2 separate regions of the Homo sapiens genome follow, and region 2 is linked to region 1. Evidence: chromatin contacts called from ENCODE Hi-C or POLR2A ChIA-PET data. All regions are on one chromosome and are shown on one strand. Each heading gives the region's core, a stretch centred on a gene start or an enhancer-like site at or near the end of the contact. The rest is flanking DNA. Distances are from core to core; before and after follow the strand shown.

Region 1 (4,773 bases), core at 1,692-4,191:
CATGGAGAACCACACGTCTAAGGCCACACCTTTACTCCACACAGCATTTCCAGATTCACCAAACCACTCTCCGTGCTTGTCCCCTCAGATTACTTCATGTCATGCAGCTGTTCACATCTGGCTTCTTGGCCAGCCAGCCCTTCTTGAGAAAACAAAGTCTGGATCTATGTCATCTCAGCAGCCCCCTCACAGATCCCTCACCCCAACCCCAGACCCTACGTAGCACATTGCCTGCAAAGATGCTCAAGACGTGTTTTGCAATGAACAAGAGAATGAGCAGCCCGCCTGCTCCGGGCTGCTCACCTGTTCTAGCCACCTTCACCATGTTGGCCTCCAGCTCCCGTCTTCAGCTGAGCACAGGGGCCTGTCCCAGGATTCTTGGAAGCGGCTTCCTAAGGCATCATGCTTTTGTGTTCTCCTTCTCTTACCAGCCTTTCTTTCCCTCTCACGTTTCTCTCCCTTTCTGACCATGAGCAGGGCTGCAGTGCAGCTGCTGATGGTCAAGATGAAGATGGGGAATGTGCCAGTGAAAACCTGGCATGCGGAGGCCTCACCTCACTCACCCTCTCCTGTCCCAGCTTCAAAATCTTTCAGAGCGACTCATGCTGCCAGAGGGTGGAGGAGTGGACCTTGAAATGACAAGTGACAGTTCCTCAGCAGTAGCATCTCCTGCTTTCTCAGCCTGGTGACCTGACCCGGCAGCACGCCCACTGGGCACCTGTGCCCACCTGGGGATGGGGTCTCGTCCTGCCTGTGTGACCCTTCCTCCTGACAGCCATCTCTAGAGACAGCCAGTGAGGGCAGGGCAACAGGCAGTGCATGTTCTTTCCACATCTCCATGACTGATTCTGGCCAGGAGGAGGCTGGCTTTCTGGATCCCACCAACATCACATAGGGGACCTTTTCAATCTACCTCCTACCTCCCCTCCAGTCGTGATTTGATTCTGGAATTTAAGAAGCGGAGAAAGAGCCTAGTTCAAATTCAAGAATTTCCATCTAAAACCACAGCATGGAGAGGCCCCTTTAAAAACCACCTAACCCAGCTCTTTCATCAAACAGATGAAGAAACTTACCTAAAGATGTTAAGTGGTTTGCCCAAATTGCAAAGCCTGATATATGGGAAAATACTTCCATGGGAAATAAGAAAATGATAAATTTAAAAAAAATTTTAAATGAGGCTCTAATTCCTGAAAAATGACTTACTTAAACTGGGGACTGGGCAGAAAATAATATTGTAGAAGGTAGAACAGCATTTCTTTGGGAGGATTTATCTTTTTAAGTATATAGTGGTCTTCTACCACTATCCTACAACAGGTTGCAGGACAAATAATGTATTTTAATCTTTGGGGGAGTCTTTGTGTAAGTCAGACCTTATTCATTTTCATTCCAACAACACTCGCAGCCATTGGATCCTAATTATCACATCTAATAAGGCTGATGGCTAATCAGCTTGCCTTTTTAAGAAAAAAAGGCCGGGCACGGTGGCTTATGCCTGTAATCCCAGCACTTTGGGAGGCCGAGGCAGGTGGATCATGAGGTCAGAAGATCGAGACCATCCTGGCTAACACGGTGAAACCCCGTCTCTACTACAAATACAAAAAAATTAGCCGGGTGCGGTGGCGGGCGCCTGTAGTCCCAGCTACTCGGGAGGCTGAGGCGGAAGAATGGCGTGAACCCGGGAGGCGGAGCTTCCTGGGCGACAGAACGAGACTCTGTCTCCAAAAAAAACACAAATGACATTCCATTATAAGTTTCTGCTGCAAAAGAAAGTTGGGAAATTTGTTTAGATACTTTAAATAGTCCTAAGATTAGCTGAAATGCCGGTAACAAACGTGCAATGAACATTTTCTTGGGGGCATTCAGCAACAAAGTGAATCGTCCTTAAAAAAAATCCATACAACTAAAGCGAGTCTCACCACGGGAACCACAGGAGCTGTTTTAGTGAGGGGCTGGAGTGTCTGTTACAGGCGGCACTTTTGCGGCTGTTGCTGCATTAGTCAGATTGCACTCGAGATGAATGAGGAAGAATAAAGTCTTCACCAAAAACCTGTCTTGGCTAACAGTTCTGAATTTATAGCCCTGGCAGTGGGGGCGGGGGCTGGGGGCGGGGCTGGGAGGAGGGGAAGAAATGTGTCACCCGCTCTGAATGAAGTTCAGGGGTGGTGTTTACCTAAGCAACAAACCCTTGTCAACAATCGCTATCTCTGGCTTGCCAGCGGAGGAGGTGGGGGAGTGAGGCTGTTTTGATCAAAATCCAACCTGTGGCTGCAAAGTGCCCATCAACAGGGCACTTTGTTAGTGGGAACGTGCGACCTCTCTTAATAAACATAACATACACATCCCACTGAGGGCCACGGGTGGACCCAACTTCTTAACAGGAACATTGAGCACATGAAACCAGAAGGTGCTGGGTCCAATTTCCACCCTCAGCCAACCCTATCTGTGAATGTCTCTACATGTGAGCCAGCCAGGGCTCAACTCTTTGCTCTTCTGAAATTCTTAGGCAGCAGAAATGAAGGCATCGTGCTGAAAAGCGCTCCAGAAATTGCGGATTTATCAGTGATGTACGGTAGTAGGTTGGACAAGTAATGATTTTCTGAACACCAGGAATTAGATCAAAAAAGAAATTCCACTTAAGACTAAAATAAGTCTCCAGTTGAGAGCAGTCTAGGACATATTCGAATGGCCAGAAGTTTGTTTCAATGGGGCCTCTGCGTTTGTGCAGCCTGGGAGTCAACATTACAATATTGGTTCTTTCAAGCAGATCCCGAGTGGATCCATGTCTGCCTGTTGTGGCAAATCAAACTCAAATTTAATCAGAGAAAAATATATGCAGATGTTCAATTAAAACCTGGAGTCCGCAGTCTTGGCACTGTTTGCCCGGCCCTCATTGTTTGCTAAGTAACAACGGTTGCCAGGGGCAACGCAGTCCACTCCCGTTTCCAAGAGCCTGTTGCTGGGCAACCGGGAGAATACTTCCCAAACCAAACAATGTCATCCCGGAGCAACCCCCTCTATCTCACATTAACCAGATCTAAAAAAAACCCTCTCAAATATGTAATCTATTATTTTCAGAAGCCCTAAGAGAAAGGCAAATAATCTCTTCTCTATAGTAACTGAGGGGAAAACAGTTTACCATATTTGTTCTGAAATAACAAAACCCAAGGAGGAACAACTCTCTCTGAGGTAAGAGGGCATCACAGGAGGGATTTCAATCCTTCCTAGTACTGGGAGGAGAAAGTGCCCTTTTCTCCAAGAGGAAAGAATCTATTTATCATCAAACAAACAATGTGGGAGAGTTCATAGCTGCACAAGTGTTTTCTGGGCGAAGTAAAATGAATCATGGATTAAGCTATTTGGAAAAAAGTGTGAAAACAGAGGAGTTGATACCAAATTAAAACGACTTTTGGAAATATCATGTACGTATGGAACAAGTGCAAAGGGAACCACTGACTCAGCGTCAGAAATGCCTTGTGGGGCTTTGCCGGGAGGGACTTACAGTATATCTTTGACATCACTGCGCCGGCTCTTCCCTCCCTACCCGGAGAGAGGAAGACTTTTCTAAGAGGAAGCCAGGCCACATCAGATGCCCCCAGATGGCAGGACACACAAGGGACACATATCTCCGGAAAGAGGAGGCACATGGTTGGGCAATCTCGACCCATGAAGGGGGAAAAGAAAAGGGCTAAACTGAAGCTAGTGCAGCTTTTGTTCTGCCTGGAGCAGTTCAGGCTGAGCATGGCTTCTCTGAGGCTTTGGGACCAGGAGAGGGTGAAGTGGCACCACCACCTTTCAAGGGGAACACAGAGCTCTAAGCAGTGCTCTTGTTTTTGGTGGGCCCAGCCAAGGATCTTAAAACATTTTGATAGAATGAGCAACATGTAGCTGCAGCCTCGATGGGTCAACATTTTGGATGATAAAAGCACACAATGCTGATAGATTTGTGCATGACCAAGCATACCTTTCAAGGAGCTCTCAGCGGAGGTTTGCCCTTTGAGACAGACACAGTCAGTGCACAGAAACTGTTTTTTTAAGATATCATCCAGGAGTCATTCCTAGAATAGGAATGGAATAGACATGCCTCCCTGAGAAGAAAGGAAGACAGATTCTATACTGTTAGAATTTGAATCTGTGTTGCAGGGAGATGAGGAATTTGAAGCCAGACTCTTGGGCTGTTAATGTATGGCTAAGTGGTGATGTGGTGACAACCTTGAATGCTAGTCCTGGAGGTCAAATCACCAGCAGCTGGTGCCATGGGAGGCTTTGCTTAGGGGACACGGCTGGGTTCTGCCTGGATGCTGCATCCCAAGGGAGGCATTGAGGTGCGGCTGTGAGGACTCCAAACCCCATGTCCAGAAGGATGAGTAACAGAGATCCTGTGTCATTCATTGATTTCAATAAAATATTTATTGGATCCATAGCATGGGCCTGGCATTGACCAGTCATCAAAACACAATTCCCTGCCCTCATGGAGTTTCTATTCTAGACCATGCGGGAGGATAGGAGCATATGGACAGTAAACAAGGTAAGTGAGAAAAATATGTCGTACGTCAGATGACACCCTATATCATATGGTGACAAGTACCAGGGGGAAAAGGAAGCAGACAGAAGGAGTGCTGGGATAGGAAGGGGTTGCAATTTTTAAAGCGTTGTCAAATGCTTCCCTGGGTGGGCTCATTAAAGAGATGAGGAAGGTGTGGGACGGAGCTGTCCAGATATCCTGGGGAAGAGCGTTCCTAATGGAGGGAAAAGCCAGTACAAAGGCCCCGAGGT
Region 2 (4,773 bases), core at 778-3,277, 140 kb after region 1:
TCGGCCTCCCAAAGTGCTGAGATTACAGGCATGAGCCACTGTGCCTGGCCATTATTATGGTTTTTACTGTGTCTCTTCTCCAGTGGCATTTCCTCAGCGAGGTCTTTCCTTGCTACCCTGGTTCCCCGAACCTGCCCTCTTCCCCCTCTCTGTGACAGCCCCTTTAAAAGTTGTCTGCCCAGGGCCAGGCACGGTGGCTCACGCCTGTAATCCCAGCACTTTGGGAGGTTGAGATGGGTGGATCACTTGAGGTCAGGAGTTTGAGACCAACCTGGGCAACATGGTGAAACCCTGTCTCTATTAAACATACAAAAAAAATTAGCCAGGCATGGTGGCACACCTGTAATCCCAGCTACTGGGAGGTGGAGGTTGTAGTGAGCCGAGATCATGCCACTGCACTCCAGCCTGGGCGACAGAGCAAGACTCTGTCACAAAAAAATATTCTTCCCAGTTTTCATCATCATGGCTACAAGTTACCAAGGTCATTTGTTTATTTGGTCATTTCCTTGAGGGCGAGAGGCCAGATTGCCTTGTTGTTGTACCAGCGCCAACCCTCTGATGTTTGTTGAATTAATGAACACCCATTTTTCAGATCAGGAAAGGGGATAAGAGACCTCCTGTGACTTGTTCTGTCAATGTAATAAACAAGTAAATTATGCAATAGGTAAGACAGTGTTCAGTGATTCAGAGGAATCCAAAGCACGTAAAGGAGTAAACTGTTGAGGTGGGGGCAGAATTTAAAAGTATGGCGGCTAGCCAGGTGCAGTGCCTCACACCTGTAATCCCAGCACTTTGGGAGGCAGAGGAGGGCAGATCACTTGAGGTCAGGAGTTCGAGACCAGCCTCACCAATATGGTGAAACCCCGTCTCTACTAAAAATACAAAAATTAGCTGGGTATGGTAGTGCATGCCTGTAATCCCAGCTACTTGGGAGGCTGAGGCAGAAGAATCACTTGAACCCGGGAGCCAGAGGTTGCAGTGAGCCGAGATCACGCCACTGCACTCCAGCCTGGGCAACAGAGTGAGACTCTGTCTCAAAAAAAAAAGAAAGAAAGAAAGAAAAAGGTGGCTAAGGAGAGCCTCACTGAGAGAAAGTGATATTTCAACAAAGACTTCAATGAAGAGAAAAGATCTATGGGATGGTGTTCCAGGTCAAGGGGAGTTTGTGCAAAGGCCCTGAGGCAGGACAGTGCCTGCTGTGTTGAAGGAGCAGTGAGGAGGAGGCCCCTGTGGCTGGAGCAGAGTGAGGGAGGGAGGGGGTGGGGAAGGTTGAGAAGTGCCTGGTGGGCCTTGTGGGGGACTTGGCTTTTACCCGAGGGGAGGGGGAGTGGGAGCCATGGAGGCAGAGGAGGGATATGCCCTGACTCAGGTGCTCACGGCGCTCTCTGGCTACTGTGGGGAGGACAGACTGAGGGGAAAGAGACCAGCTGAGATTGAGATGATGATAGTTTGGACCAAGATGTAGCAGGAGAGAGGGTGAGAAGCGTTCGGATTCTGAAAGCAGAGCCCACAGAATTTGTTGGTGTCTCAGCAAAACCCGCTGAGAATGACCAAAGTTTTCTGGTCAGTGCCACTTGAAGGATGGAGCTGCTGTTGTCTGAGATTATGGTAGGTTGGAGTGGAGGGAGGAGATTTAGGGATGAGGGCTGTGGGTAACATCCCTCCCCTAGCTGGGCTGTTTGGGTTTGAGATGCGTGTTAGACGAGGAAATGAGGGGTGGGCAGTTGTATCCAAGAGTCTGGAGTGGTGGGGAGGGGCTCCACCTGGATCCGATGGACTCACCTGAGTGAATGGAACCAAGAGAGTTACACCATCTTAAATTGTCAAGTCGATCCATATGTCGGCACAGATAATCACAGTGCATAGGCAAAGCTTGAGCTACCAGGGCGTTCGCCCCAACATTTTATCTAATAAAAGTGAAACCAGGCTGGGCATGGTGGCTTATACCAGCCTGGACAACATAGTGAGACCGCCATCTCTAAAAAATATGAAAATTAGCCGGGCGTGGTGGTGCATGTGTAGTCCCAACTACTCAGAAGCCTGAGGCAGGAGGATTGCTTAAGCCAAGGAGGTCGAGGCTGCCATGAGCCATGAACGCACCATTGCACTCCAGCCTTGGGTGACAGAGCAAGACCTTGTCTCTCTTTTTTTTTTTTGAGATGGAGTCACGCTCTGTCACCCAGGCTGGAGTGCAGTGGTGCGCGGTCTCGGCTCACTGCAAGCTCCGCCTCCCGGGTTCACGCCATTCTCCTGCTTCAGCCTCCCGAGTAGCTGGGACTACAGACACCTGCCACCACGCCCGGCTAATTTTTTGTATTTTTCATAGAGATGGGGTTTCACCGTGTTAGCCAGGATGGTCTTGATCTCCTGACCTCATGATGCGCCCGCCTTGGCTTCCCAAAGTGCTGGGATTACAGGCGTGAGCCACTGTGTCCAGCCAAAACCCTGTCTCATTAAAAAAAAAAAAAAAAAGTGAAAACAACAACAAAAAAACCCAGCAGCCAGAGCCTACATAAGTATCAGCCAATACGGGGGATGATTAAATCATGTCATCTCTATACTAGATGATATTATGTTAGATTTGATATTGCAGAGAAATATTTAAAGACTGGGGAAAACAGTCAAGATGAATGGTTTTGTGAACAAAGGCAGGTCTTGATAACGTACATGTAGTATTGCCCTGGCTCTGTAAAGTATGCATGCTTAAAAATGTCAGGAAGGTATTTTGTTTGTATTTTTTTTTTTTTTTCCGGGATTTCTCAATCTCAGGGCCGTTGTCCTTAGGGGCCGAATCATTCTTTGTGGTGGAGAATGTCCTGTGAGTATCTAGTTTCCATCAATGCCAGTGGCGTTTCATTCCCCGAGCTATGACAACCCCAAATGTCTCCAAGTATTTCCAAATGTCCCCTGAGGAACAGAGTCACCCCCTGGCTGAGAGCCCCAGTTCTAGATGAAAGTGTGGTTGCTTGTCATGAGGGGGATGGGTTATTTTATCAGAGAAAACAACAGAAGAAACAGGACAAGAGAGGTGTCTGTAATCCCAGTGCTTTGGGAGGCCAAGGCGAGTGGATCGCTTGAACCCAGGAGTACAAGACCAGCCTGGGTGACATAGTGAGATCCCATCTCTACAAAAAAATTAAAAATTAAAAAATTAGCCAGGGGTGGTGGTGTACACCTGTAGTCCCAGCTACTTGGGGGACTGAGGCGGGAGGATTGCTGGGGCTGGGGGAGGTTGAGACTGCAGTGAGCCATGATTGCGCTATTGCATTCCAGCCTGGGCAACAGAGCAAGACCTTGTTTCAGAAAAAAAAAAAAAAAAAAAAAAAGAAGAAGAAGAAAGAAAAAGAAGAAACAGGCGACAGAGAAAAGGGAGCCAAAGGTTCTCAGCCTGAGGCTCCCGGGCAGGTGGGGCGGGGATGGCTGAGCCTCCTAGTGCCTCACGAGGACCTCCCTCCCCTAGCTGGGCCTGGAGCGCTTCCACAGCGTGGGAATCATGGGTCTCAACTCAGAAGAGTGGGTCATCGCCAGCATTGGTGCCATCATGGCAGGGTAAAGGGCACGCGGCCTCTCCCCGGAGTGTTTTGCGGGCAGGAAGCCACCAGCCCACCTTCTATGGGATCCCAAGGAAGAGTCCTCAGGACAGGGAGCTGACAAGAGCTCCCACTTAAGTCTACGCTTAGTGGGATTTTTCAATGGCCCAGTCCTGAGCATGCTCAGCTCACCTTTCCAGACAGTCTCTATCTAGTGAACTCATATACATCCTGTGAATCCCCGCATTCATGTCCCCTCTTCCAGAAAGCCCTCCCCACTTCTTGAGGCTCTCCAGCACTGAGCCCTCTCTCCACCCATCCAGAACATTGGGGAACCCCTTGAGAGCAAGATCCAAGCCTGAACTGTCCCTGAATTCCACCTCCCAACAGGGTATGTTGTGAGTGTCAGGTACTGGGGATTCCCAGGAACCTTGCACTCACCCAGCAGGGAGTAGCTGGGATTACAGGCATGCGCCACCAGATCCGGCTAATTTTTTTTGCATTTTTAGTAGAGACAGGGTATCATCATGTTGTCCAGGCTGGTCTCGAACTCCTGGCCTCAAGTGATCCGCCCGCTTCAGCCTCCCAAAGTGCTAGGATTACAGGCATGAGCCACCACGCCTGGCTGATATCAATTTTAAATAATAATATGCTAAGAGCTCTAATGGAAAAAGCAGACAGAACTTACAACAGGTGGGTTCTTGTAAGCAGAGATGGAAACTCTAAGAAATCAAAAGGAAATGTTGGTCATCAAAAACACTGACATAAAAAAAGCATGCTTCCAATGGGCTCGGCAGTGGACTGAATACAGCCAAGGAAATCTTGAGTGAGCCTGAAGCTAGGTCAATAGAAACATCCCATGCTGAAAATCTTAAAGAAAAAAAGAGGCCAGGCACGGTGGCTCATGCCTATAGTCCCAGCACTTTAGGAGGCTGAGTGGGGAGGACTGCCTGAGCCCAGGCACTCAAGGCCAGCCTGAGAAACTTAGCAAGACCTTGCCTCTATTTAAAAAAAAAAAATTAATTAAGAAGAAAAAAGAAAAGACAAAAACACAATGAAATGAAATGAACAAATGGAAAAGAACCGCGGGACAATACAGAAAGTGTAACATACACATAATGAGAGTTGGTTACAGATCTGAGGCCGAGGCCGGTGGATCACCTGAGGTCAGGAGTTTGAGACCAGCCTGGCCAACATGGTGAAACCCTGTCTCTACTGAAAATACAAAAATAGCCAGGCATGG

The links. Hi-C counts contacts between places; a loop is a spot of excess contacts on that map. ChIA-PET counts read pairs that join two places held with the same protein, here RNA polymerase II (POLR2A). Pooled maps may share reads with other maps.
Region 2: a map with no recorded cell type shows a loop between it and region 1 (2.7-fold over the local background). The contact joins two enhancer-like sites. A Hi-C loop is called at or near these places in 1 of 37 single-sample maps with no recorded cell type and 8 of 50 pooled maps. POLR2A ChIA-PET finds 5 or more read pairs at or near these places in 3 of 52 experiments (A673, BJ and MCF 10A).

Annotation. Positions count from the first base shown.
Region 1 is chr19:6,063,895-6,068,667 of GRCh38, forward strand. The region is part of intron 1 of RFX2 (regulatory factor X2); the gene reads right to left. All of the region lies in intron 1 of RFX2-AS1 (RFX2 antisense RNA 1), which reads left to right. Among named protein-coding and RNA genes, the nearest start is that of RFX2-AS1, 3.7 kb to the left of the region's middle. RefSeq lists enhancers at 1,988-2,489, 2,004-2,298. Within about 2 kb of position 2,942, at least 30 of the 41 ENCODE cell types and tissues checked have a DNase peak (open chromatin) inside an H3K27ac peak, as active enhancers do.
Region 2 is chr19:6,201,569-6,206,341 of GRCh38, forward strand. No RefSeq gene overlaps it. Among named protein-coding and RNA genes, the nearest start is that of ACSBG2, 68 kb to the left of the region's middle. RefSeq lists enhancers at 2,439-2,488, 2,509-2,558. Within about 2 kb of position 2,028, at least 3 of the 41 ENCODE cell types and tissues checked have a DNase peak (open chromatin) inside an H3K27ac peak, as active enhancers do.